Regions from separate parts of the Homo sapiens genome. Here all the other regions are linked to region 2. A link is a contact called in ENCODE Hi-C or POLR2A ChIA-PET data. All regions are on one chromosome and are shown on one strand. The core of a region is the stretch at or near the end of the contact, and the rest is flanking DNA. Distances in the headings are between cores, read along the strand shown. Region 1 has its middle 23 kb from the start of STK38L. Region 2 holds the start of IRAG2 (inositol 1,4,5-triphosphate receptor associated 2). Region 3 holds the start of MRPS35-DT (MRPS35 divergent transcript).

The links. Hi-C counts contacts between places; a loop is a spot of excess contacts on that map. ChIA-PET counts read pairs that join two places held with the same protein, here RNA polymerase II (POLR2A). Pooled maps may share reads with other maps.
Region 1: a pooled map shows a loop between it and region 2 (4-fold over the local background). The contact joins the enhancer-like site here to the promoter of IRAG2 in region 2. A Hi-C loop is called at or near these places in 2 of 37 single-sample maps with no recorded cell type and 1 of 50 pooled maps. POLR2A ChIA-PET finds 5 or more read pairs at or near these places in 1 of 52 experiments (GM12878).
Region 3: a map of CD8-positive, alpha-beta T cell shows a loop between it and region 2 (23-fold over the local background). The contact joins the promoter of MRPS35-DT here to the promoter of IRAG2 in region 2. A Hi-C loop is called at or near these places in 2 of 168 maps with a recorded cell type or tissue (CD8-positive, alpha-beta T cell and naive thymus-derived CD4-positive, alpha-beta T cell) and 7 of 50 pooled maps.

Annotation. Positions count from the first base shown.
Region 1 is chr12:27,218,800-27,222,805 of GRCh38, forward strand. No RefSeq gene overlaps it. Among named protein-coding and RNA genes, the nearest start is that of STK38L, 23 kb to the right of the region's middle. RefSeq lists enhancers at 1,403-1,452, 1,593-1,762, 1,783-1,852, 3,512-3,581. Within about 2 kb of position 1,517, at least 2 of the 41 ENCODE cell types and tissues checked have a DNase peak (open chromatin) inside an H3K27ac peak, as active enhancers do; they include GM12878, where a contact is called at or near this core.
Region 2 is chr12:25,051,023-25,054,766 of GRCh38, forward strand. IRAG2 (inositol 1,4,5-triphosphate receptor associated 2) reads left to right here and starts at 1,684. Exons shown (of 22, transcript NM_001366544.2): 1 at 1,684-1,934. RefSeq lists enhancers at 1,039-1,148, 1,189-1,558.
Region 3 is chr12:27,709,257-27,713,099 of GRCh38, forward strand. It overlaps MRPS35-DT (MRPS35 divergent transcript), which reads right to left and starts at 1,491. Exons shown (of 5, transcript XR_001749448.2): 1 at 1,407-1,491. MRPS35 (mitochondrial ribosomal protein S35) reads left to right here and starts at 1,576. Exons shown (of 8, transcript NM_021821.4): 1 at 1,576-1,699. The coding sequence starts at 1,588. RefSeq lists enhancers at 1,007-1,086, 1,117-1,196, 1,207-1,996.

The DNA.
Region 1 (4,006 bases), core at 267-2,766, 2.2 Mb after region 2:
ATCATGGCTCACTGCAGCCTCAACCTCCCTGGCTCAGGTGATCCTCCCACCTCAGCCTCCTGAGTAGCTGGGACTACAGGCATGTGCCACGAAGCTTGACTAATTTTTTAATTTTTTTTTTTTTTGTAGTGCAGGGGTATCCCTATGTTGCCTGGCTGGTCTTGAACTCCTGGGCCCCAGTGATCCACCCATCTCAGCCTCCTAAAATGCTGGGATTACAGGCGTGAGCCACCATGTTCAGCCAATTTTTATTATTATACATAATTCTGTGAGGAATAACTGCATAACTCTCTCACACTTCTGATTATTTCTTAAGGGTAAATATTCATAGACGAGAATGAACATTGTATTTTGATATCACTTGTTTCTGCCTGCCTAGAGTTTCTTCTCATTTTCACATGATAGAACTGACCTCCTACCTCACTCTCTCATTGCCTTTTAGTATCTGCCTCTCCCACAACTGGTAAAATGTTTCATCACATGGCTGGGACTGATCAGAGTGCCCTGTCTCCTACCACTCCAGGCACAGTGACTGGTCCAGGAGTGAGCATATGATCTAAGTAGGGCCAATAAGAGGGAAATTTTCTAGGTCTGATAATAACTCTTGGATGAAAACATCTCTTTCCTTCTGAAATTCTTAAATGGCACCAAAAATCATTTAAGGTTGGGACTGATGAGGGCCCTCTTGATGCCAACATGGAAGAAAGCAGAGCTAAATAATGAAGTGACAAAGGGGGATTCCTACTGACATCTTTTTTCTCTTTCTTTCTTTCTTTTTTTTTTGAGACAAGGTCTCACTGTCACCCAGGCTGGAGTGCAGTGACGCGTTCATGGTTCACTGCAGCCTCAAACTCTTGGGTTCAAGCCATTCTCCTGCTTCAGCCTCCCCAGTGGCTGTGATTACAGGTGTGCACGTCCATGCCTGGCTAATTTATTTTTATTTTTGTAGAGATAGGGTTTCACTATGTTGCCCCAGCTCGTCTGGAACTCCTGGCCTCAAGCGATCCTCCTGCTTCAGGCTTCCAAAGTGCTGGGATTAGAGGTGTCAGCCACTGCGCCCAGCCTGATGCCATCATTTCAGTTCCTGGTCTCAGCCATGACCGAAGCAAGGTGCTTCCCTAGACTTGTCCAATTATTTGACCTAATAAATTTCCCTGTTTATTTAAACTAATCTGAACTGGCTTTCTGTCTTTGGCAATCAAGGCTCTTGACTAATGTAACTATTGTTAAGGTTTTGATATGTATTTCCAAATTACCTCCCAGAACTACATTGCCAAATACACATGTGGAATGTGGAATTTTAAATTGAATTAATGTTAATATTGCTGCAATGTATCAGTGTAGAATTACAGTATGAGTCAATCTATCTTTTTTTCGTATTTCCATACCCTCATGAGTAAAGCAAAACATCTCAAACAAATCATCACACTCAAGTAAGTAAAGGTGGAGACTGTGATGAATAGAGATCAAGCTAGGTTTATATTATGCCCAGACATCAGGCTGAGTACAAGCCCTTGCTGTCAGGGAGGGGGAAATAAGGTCCATGTACCCTGTAGCCAGTTACACAGTGTGTCTCTAATACCTTTACTTTCTTCCCACATGCAGAAGTGAAAGTTAAGAGAAGTCTGAAGAAGGAGTCAGTTCCAAGAAAGGAGTTAAATTATTCAAGAGTAAGTTGTCAACTTCAAGTCAGTGAGCCAAGGCAGAGTAGTTCATAAAGAAACTGTGACTAGACTAGGTGGTACTCAGTTTCTGAGACAGATTTCTGAGCCAGGCCTGTGGGCAGCTGTACGAGGAGATGGGTTGGGGAGGGGTGATTTTAAAAGGATGCTAAATAACACTGGCAAAACCAAATCAACTCCACACACCAGTGAGATGAACTGGAAAACAGTGTTCATTACTCCAGTTTTTCTATCAACTCCTTATGTAGCTGTGGAGCTAAAAACTGGCTCCAGTCTCACTGAGGTAGACACTATCCTTTTTTTATTTTTTTTAATGGAGACAGAGTCTCGTTGTGTCGCCCAGGCTGGAATGCAGTGGTGCAATCTCTGCAACCTCCACCTCCCAGGCTGAAGCAATTCTCATGCCTCAGCCTCCTGAGTAGCTGGGACTACAGACACACACCACCATGCCTGGCTAATTTTTGTATTTTTTAGTAGAGATGGAGTTTCAGCATGTTGGCCAGGCTGGTCTCAAACTCCTGACCTCAAGTGATCCACTGGCCTCAGCCTCCCAAATTGTTGGCATTACAGGCATGAGCCACCACGCCCAGCAGCACTATTCTTTTAAATAAAATTTGTACGATGCTATTGATTTGGACTGGGCCTCTACAGATCAAACCAAAATGGAGTCACTCATGCTAAAGTTTCATGTCACCAAACAGAAACTAAGTCATCTACCTTTCAAGAAACTAAGGGGGAGAGAGAGAAAGAGGGAAAGACAGCATAGCCAAATCCCCTAACAGGCCAGTTTTAGCTGGCATGATAAAGGAGTACCCCCTGCTTTAATCCGATAAGGAAAGTAACTTTGAAATGACCGATTCACTTTTTGTTCCTTATTTCTGCTTTTTTTTAACCCCTTTTCTGCCTATAAAGCCCACCTCTTCTGCTTAGCTCATCAGATCACCTTTTCTAAATTTTTTATTTTATTGATTGATTGATTTTGGGTAGAGATGGGGGTCTCTCTCTGTTACACAGGCTGTTCTCAAACTTCTGGGATCAAGTGATCCTCCTGCCTTGGCCTCCCAAAGTGTTGGGATTACAGGCATGAGCCATGGTGCCCAGCCACCTTTTCTAAATTTTTATGGGAGATAGTACCCTGATCCATTCATCACAAATAAAAGCCAATTAGATCACTTAACTACATTTGTTGTAATTTTGTCTTTTGACAGTTCTCAAAAGGAAATGAAAACAACACTTTATTAGCAGCAGCGCATCTAAAATGGATATTTTTGAGATGCACCTGTGCACTCTTGGTCAGTTGAAACTTCTGAGTCAACAGTAGGTGGCCTAGTGCTGTTTCCCGAGAATGAGTGGTTTAACTCACCCTTTCATATACCTCTCAAAATGATTTCTTGTTCTTAAAATTACGAATAAACAAAACTGAAGTGAGAAGATGAGCTTCAGAAAAATGGGAACTGATCATTAAACTTTTTTTAGAACATTTCCTGTTCTTCAGCTAGTAGAAGTGGATTATTTTAAAAATCTGTTTCTACTTAGACTTTTTATTGATTAAAAAATAATACATTTCTCCATATCCTGACCAAATCAATGTTGAATACACATTGGTAGGATATTGCTTGTAGGGGCTGCTTGACTTGGCCCAGGCTTGCTGGGTGGTTGGACGTGAAGGGTAGGATAAAGCCGCAAAGATCTCCCCACCCCCCAGCCCCAGATTGCTTAACTGAAGAGACTTTGGAGACCAGCTGGGTAGCCAGGATTGCAGAAGAACAAACTTGAGGACCAGCCAGTTCTGCATTAGAAATTTTGGAGGCATTGTCCAGAGCCCTGAGAATGAGAGAAGATCTCCAACCATCCACGGCTGTTTGGGCAAAGAAAGCATCGGGGAAAGGGAGGTAGGACTCAATAGCTGAGAATCAGGCAAAAAAAATCGGGAAAGTGGGTAATTATCTTATTCCCCACTATCTCTCCTTTCCACTGGCCACCCTTCCAGGTATCCTGTGATCTGAATTCCAGCTCTGCTCAGTTCAGCCTGGGGAATCAGAAGAAAAATTGTCTCTGTCCACAAATCCCTTTCCCCTACCTCTGCTGCTTCAGTGACAAAAACTGAAAGAAGAAATTGGTGTAACAAAACTTTAAAATTTGTATATTTAGAAAATCTGAAAGAATCAACAAGGAGAACTCCTGGAACTAGTGCAGGATATGGTTAACATCCAAAAGTCAATTGCAACCAAGTGCAGTGGCTCACGCCTATAATCCCAGCAGTTTTAGGAGGCTGAGGTGGTAAACTGCTTTAGCCCAGGAGTTCGAGACCAGCCTGGGCAACA
Region 2 (3,744 bases), core at 434-2,933:
AGATGAAGATGTTCTAGAGATCTGCTGTACAACATTATGCCTGTAGTTAATAATACTGTATTGTACACTTAAAAATTTGTTAAGTGGGTAAATCTCCTGTTAAATGTTCCTGCCACAGTTAAAGAAAAAGAGAGAAAAAGAGAGTGAGAGAGACAACGATAAGCTATTGAAGGACGCTCAGTGGAAAGTGTGGTGATGTAGGCAGTTTTTATTTTTGCTTAGGATTTTGTTTGCTTGTTTACCAGTATGGTAAGCATTCTGTGAGACCATTCTTGCCTCTCATGTGGTCCTTCGTGTAACCAGGGCTGGATTTGTGCCAGTGTGCAGTGGCATTCTGACTAAATGTTAACGTTTGAGAGGCATGCACAAGGCCTACGGCTGACAATGTCTTCCTTGCTGTTTTGCAACTCCCGACATTTATCACCACTTTGAGTTAAGGTCCATATTCAAGTCAGATTGTTTCCAGATAATCATTGAGGTACTGGCATGTAACACACATTAAATAATCTCATCTGCTAACAGAGAGTAAGTGCATTTTTACATGTTTTAGAGATTAGAATTGGATCCAAATGAGGTGTAACGTAATGGCACCATGAGATCTGTGGTGGGGAAGGGTGATGGGGAGAAAAGCTTCAGCAAAAAGAGGACTAAAGTAGAAATATCAACCGCCAGCTTTCATCTGTGCCTGGGGGCGGTCCTTCCTGTGCTCGTGGCACGTGTTTATACTATGATTGACAACCCTTAAGGAGAAAGGCTAAGGTCATGAAACAAAGCTCTCTTTCCTTTTCTTTTCCCTCCCCCTACCTTTACCCCATTCCTTTCTTTTTCTGTAAAAGCTAGCTGTGATGTGTAAATGTTGCACCTGTCACCCTGACCTCATTGTAGAGCCATCTTCTGAGTAACTGGCAACTGGCAACTGATGCTAAGTGCTATGAATGCAGCTGGTGGGAACTGAACACACCAGTGTAAAAGATGAAACTAGAAGTCCTTATCTGTAAAGTGAGGGTGTCAGGCTAAGCGACCAATAAGCTTTGCTTAAGATTTTATATTTGTGAAGCATTTATATGTAAATACTTTCACTTTTTCCTCTGATCTCTAAGGAAGTGGTGTTAAGTTTGAGTTTGTCATAATTTCACAGGGTGACTCTTAGTTGAAATGTCACTGACAGCTTGCGGTTTGGACTTTTTTTTTTTTTTTTTTTTTTAACTCCAGTCAGAAACAACTAGAAGCCATTAAACAACTACAGGAAGATGCTGTCAACCAGGAAGGCATCCTTAGGAAGAGGCTCCAAGAAACCAGCCAACGGCTGGAGGATGTGGAGGAGCAGGTAGGGTGGCTCATGGCTACATTAGATTCAGGGGACATCTCCTCAGATGCCCTGCAAACCATGAAATAAAAATGGAGGAGGAACAACAACAACAAACAAAAAAAAAAAGCAAAGAGGAACTGCAAGTTCAGTCCCTAGCGACTAACAGTGAGCAGAGGAAGTAAAGGGGGAGTTGTAAGAGAGGCGGTATCAACAGCCTGCTGATGAAAGAGGCGACTCTGCAGAAAGAGGCAACTTGACATATCAGGACTTTAACCGCTGTAGAAATAGCTCAGGCATACCAAGCCCATGCAAACACAGAATTGCAGAAGTTCAGGAGAGGCTTATCACTTCCCTGAGAAGAAAAACACATTTTCAGTTTTGCCTGCATCATAAGAGTGAGCACTCCATTGCTTTCTTTCCTGGCCACACTGCTACAATCCAGCACTAACTATCCATGTCCAGGGTAAGGATCGAGATCGAGAAGCCCACACTGCCAGTGAAAAAGCTACGTCTTTACTGCATAAATTAGAGGAAGCAATTTCGGAACAACGGAACCTTCAAACTATAAATACTGAATTATCGAACACTTGCCAGGCACTTCAGCAGAAGACAAGGAAACTGAAGAGTGAGTAGCAAATATTCATTTATGACCCAGTTTTTGTCCACCCTCAGGCGGGGCATAGGACTACAGACATTTTTCTAGATTACAGCTAGGATATTATTCCTGAGTTTATGACAATGAAATGGTTTGAGAAGGCAATATTGTGGGGCTTTCAGAGAGGTTTGCTGAGTGGCTAGGTGCATGCATGGGTTTAACCATTAACTTCCCTTTTTGCCTTTTTATTATAAGCTGGTTTTGTCTGTGGCTGTTTTTTTCTTTTAAAATTAATTAAAACTTCTCAAAATTTCTAAAAGTAAACAAGGAGAAAAATCTAGTATGCATGGTATATTTGAACTTGCAAGTTGTTATATATTATACTCTGATTTTATTAGCTAGTTTTTTTCCTCTCATATGGTAGAAAAGGCCTTGCTCGTCTATTTTCTTTGGAAATTTTAGGGGGTTGGGCAAAATAATTATGAATTCAGTGTATATCAAAATATCAAATGTGTGAAAATTCTTTTAAAGTTTTAATGCATTCTCTACATACATCTACATACATATTTTGCATTTTAAAAATTGGAATATTTGTCATTTTTCTGTATTACCCAAAAGTATATAAACAGTTACCAGAGATTTATGTGAGAAGACAGTTGTCACATTACAGATGTCAGATTAGCTATAAAATTGTTTCATTCTAGAAACCTAATATGGTAAAAATAAACCTTACTTATTTAGCCATTTATCAGACAATTGCTTTTGTTCAGCCAGTTTCTTGTTCTAGCAGTATAAATATTCTTTTTATAGAAAGTTACTTGGTTTGAGAAATAAACATTGTTTATTTGTTAATTGTTATATAATTATAAATAATTATATATTTAATATATAAGCTTAAGGTAGGCTAGAGATGAAAAATTTCAGACTTGTGTTTGTTTTGGATTTATTGTACCCTTTCTACTATTATCTGAGAAAGCTATTTAGGAGTTTAAGAAATAGTCTAGTTTTAAAATAGCAATGGTTTGCCGGACACAGTGGCTCACCCCTGTAATCCCAGCATTTTGGGAGGCCGAGGTGGGCAGATTGCTTGAGCCCAGGAGTTTGAGACCAGCCTGGACAACATGGTGAAACCCTGTCTCTACAAAAATTACAAACAAATAAATAAATAAAACATTAAAATAGCAGTGGTTATTCAACATATTATTGTCATAATTTTTAAACCTTTATTGAATTTGCCAGTTTTCAATATTCTGATTCACTCTGTTAAGCTAGTAAGGCAGTCTTTAAATTACACAGTCTGTGTGTTATTTTACTACTGCTCAGAGGGCATTGGAGAAGGTTCCCTTGTGATTAGAACTGTTCATGTTGAGACATGAATCATAAGGCATTCCAAAGTTGGTTTAAGGTGTGTCTGCTTTAGACACTGTGCCCAGGACTATTCTTTTGCTCCAGTTTTGCCTTTTGATTAAATCAATATTATACCTGAGTTTTATAAACTACTAAGAATTTGTTCCCCTTCCTCACTGTGATTTTCTTGCAGTATTTTCTTAGAAGAGTCAACTTTAATAACTTACCCCAAAGTGCACGTTCTTGATATTATGAACTTGCTATTGTTGTCTTCCCAGTTTATCTTCACGGCCCAATAGATTCAAATACACTTAAAAGCAGAATATGAAAGCTGCCCTGGGTTGATACGTGTATTTTTTTCTGCCTGGATAACGTAGAGTGGACACTTCCTTTCTGTCTTGAGTTATGCATAACCTGTCCAGATTTATGAAATCCCTTACTTGTTACTTGTATCTTTTGCTGCCCAAAAAACCCATACAAATCAGGATTTTGC
Region 3 (3,843 bases), core at 241-2,740, 2.7 Mb after region 2:
AGAATCGGTTTTGTTTATTTTTAGTTGTTTTTACTGTTATAATTTTGTCACTTTGAGACAAAATAGGGAAATAGGCCAGACCCATGCCTGTAATCCCGACATTTTGGGAGGCCAAGGCAGGAGGATCACATGAAGCCAAGAGTTTGGGACCAGCCTGGACAACATAGCAAGACCCCCAACTCTACAAAAAACTTAAAAATAGAAAAAATAGGCCAGGTGCAGTAGCTCACGCCTGTAGTCCTATCACTTTTTTGGGAGGCCAAGGCAGGAGGATCGCTTGAACCCAAGAGTTTGAGACCAGCCCTGGCAACACTGTGAGACCTCATCTCTGGAAAAACAATTTTTTTTTTAATTAGCTGGGTGTGGTGGTGCGTGCCTGTAGCCTCAGCTACTTGAAAGGCTGAGGTAGGAGGATCACTTGAGCCTGGGAGGTCAAGGCTGCAGTGGGCCATGGTCCTGCTACCACATTCCAGCCTAGCAACAGAGCAAGACTCTGTCTCAAAAATAATAATAATTAATTAATTAATTAAAATAATTTTTAAAATAAAGAGAAAATAGAGAATTTATTTTATTTTATTTTATTTTTGAGGCGGAGTTTTGCTTTTATTGCCCAGGCTGGAGTGCAATGGCGCGATCTCGGCTCATCGCAACCTCTGCCTCCCGGGTTCATGCGATTCTTCTCTCGAGTAGCTGGGATTACAGGCATGTGCCACCACACCCGGCTAATTTTGTATTTTTAGTAGAGACCAGGTTTCTCCATGTTGGTCAGGCTGGTCCCAAACTCCTGACCTCAGGTGATCCACCCGCCTCGGGATCCCAAAGTGCTGGGATTACAGGCGCGAGCCACCGCGTCCGGCCGAGAATTGTTTTATTAAGGCTTGTATGTTAATTCATCCTACCGTAGAAAATTTAAGAGTGTTCATTAAAAGTTTATTTTCTAGGTCCTGATGAGTTCTGACTTTCTGTAATTCTAAGCTGATCTAACAACAAGCTAACCATATATAGCTAAAAGTTATAGGCTACGTACACGCGGTGTTCACTGTATGCCAACGCTGTACACAAATATTTGTCTATGCTAACTTGTCTGAGATCATACATCCCAGAAGTGGTGAAGTCAAGTTTGAAACCCAAGCACTCTGGCTCGGGATACTGCTTCTCTCCCCTTAGCGCATATTACTGGCATTAGTTGAAGACTTCTTTAATCCAAGTAAATGTAGAAAAGCAACAATTATAAATAACAAGAGTCCCTCGGGTAGACCGCCTGACTCTCGGATCAACTGAGGTTCCACCCAGAGCACGCCCGCCTTCAGTGAGCCGCAACCCCTATCCCTACGGTCTTTATCTGCAATTCTCTACGAACTGATTCACTCGATTTTTAAGGATTTTTTTTGTTTTCTTTTCATTACTTCTTTCAGTTTGGGGGAATCTTCCTGCACATTTGACTCGGCTCTGAGTGCGCAGACCAACGTGTTTCCTCTTTCTCCAGCCTAGGGCGGTGCCAGCCCAGGGAGCCTGCGCTTAGCGGCCCCAGGCCCGCCCCTGACACTGAACGCCGCTTGTCCCCTCCGGCTTGCCGTCCTCGCAGCCATGGCGGCCGCCGCGCTCCCAGCATGGCTGTCTCTGCAGTCGAGGGCAAGGACTCTGCGTGCATTCTCCACTGCCGTCTACTCGGCCACTCCGGTCCCGACACCTAGCCTGCGTGAGTGTCTGTCTCGTCTTCTCTGGGCTTTGGGGGAGGTGCAAGAGCGGAATACCGGCCTCATGAAGGGTGCCGCGGTGGCTGAGCCAGCGCCGCCCGGGGGAGGCCAGTGCGTCCGCTGCCAGGCCCGTCTGGTAGGAAAACCATGGACGTGGGTCTGTGCTCTGCACCCGCGTTGCCCGGCTTCTAGCCGCCTGTTTCTGCCCTGGGTGCTCTGGGAGTTTGCTCAGAAAGCTTACATCCCCCTTCCCCGTGACCTGCTCCTGTGTTGCCCCCGTCCACAGCCCCTGGCACAGGTTACTGGTGCTGTGTTGTTTATCGGGCATCGGCGCTGTTGAACCATGGATTTCCCCAAACATTAAGAGAGTCATACGGCTGTGCTAGGACAAATTGCTGCTCTGAATTCCAGGCCACCAAATGGGCGGCCTTCATTCAACAGGCGTTGATGACCTCCATTTAACAGAGATTGTAGGGATGCTTGATAGCGTGCTTACCCCGGAGGACTCTAGTGGAAAATACAGATTTATTAGCGGAGAAGTGCTATGTAGGGTGAGAGGCGCTGTGATAGAAGTGTGGCTAGAATGACGGGAGCGTTGAGGAGGAGCTGGCGTGAGTCTAATCAATAGGCGGATCCTACCTGTGCTACTTCCTGTTATATCTCTAATTTACTCTCCTCATACTACCAACTATCTAGTTCAGGTGACCATCTCATTTCTACAAGTTTTTTTTCCGTTTCCTGTTTCCCCTCTTGCTCTCCTACATTGAATTCTCAAAACAGCCAAATGAGGTTTTCAAAATTTAGATCTTGTCTTGCTGCTCTCATGTTCAAGATCTACAAATGGTTTCCCATTGTTTTCAGATAAACTATAAATACATTAATCCTTCATACTGGCTCTTCATAGGTCTAATAATTGTCTATTTTTAAATTTTCATTCTTAAATTCTTGGAATACTTAACTCCTATTGTATACCATGCAGTGTTCTAGACACTCACCGGAGATACGGCAAGGTGGGGAAGTCAATAGTATAAACAACCAAACAACTAAATAAGATGTCAGATAGGGTTTAATGCTTTGAAGAAAAATAAAGTAGAGTATTGAGAATGATGGATTTGGGGGGAGTAGTGGCCACAGGATGGTCAGGAAAGATCTTTCTGAGGAAGTGACATTTGAACAGGGCCCCAAGCCATGCAGAGATATGGGGAAAGAGCCTTTGGGGTATGGGGAACTATAAGTGCAAAGGCCAAAAGTTGAGAACAATCTGAGGGGTGTGATCAAGGAACGGGAAGAAGGACAATGTGGCAGGAGCTAAGTGTGAGTAGAGGAGAGAGTGGTAGTATAAGACGTCAGAGAGTTAGTTAAGTAATAATCTGATCTCTCAAGAGTTTGTAGACATTTCATTTGGATTTTTGGCTTGGGTTTTATATTGAAAGGCTTGGAACAGGGAACTGATATAATGTGATTTACGTTTTTAAAAGATCACTGGCTGCTTTACTGGGGTAAGAGTGGAAGCCAAAGATCTGTTTGGAGGCTGTTGCAGTAATCCAAATGAGGTGATGGTGACTTGGATTAAAGTAATAGTGGAGAAGGAGGTGTGGTTGTATTTGCGATATATTTTGAAGGTAAAGTTCATAGGATTTACTGATGGATTTGATGTGGGGCTTGAGGACAAGTCTCAAAAAAATCCTGTTACATTTTTGTTCTGAGCAATTGGATGAATGATGATTCCATGTACACGAATTGGGAAGACTGGAAGAAGAAAATCAAAAGCCCTGCCAAGGGGCTGAGTGTGGGGGCTCATTCCTGTAATCCCAGCACTGTGGGAGGTCGAGGCCTGCGGATCCCTTGAGCCCAGGAGTTTGAGACCAGCCTGGGCAACATGGCGGAACCTCGTCTCTATTGAAAATACAAGAAATTAGCCAGACGTGGTGGCCCATGCCTGTAGTTCCAGCTACTCCAGAGGCTGAAGTGGGAGAATCACCTGAGCCTGGGAAGTCGATTACAGTGAGCCGTAATCGCACCACTGCCCTCCGGCCTGGGTGACGGGAGTGAGACCCTATCTCAAAAGAAAAAAAGTTCTGCTAAGGATGCATTATAGTTAAGACGCCTGTTAAGTGCCTTCAGCCTCTTTTCTCTCTGTCTCTCT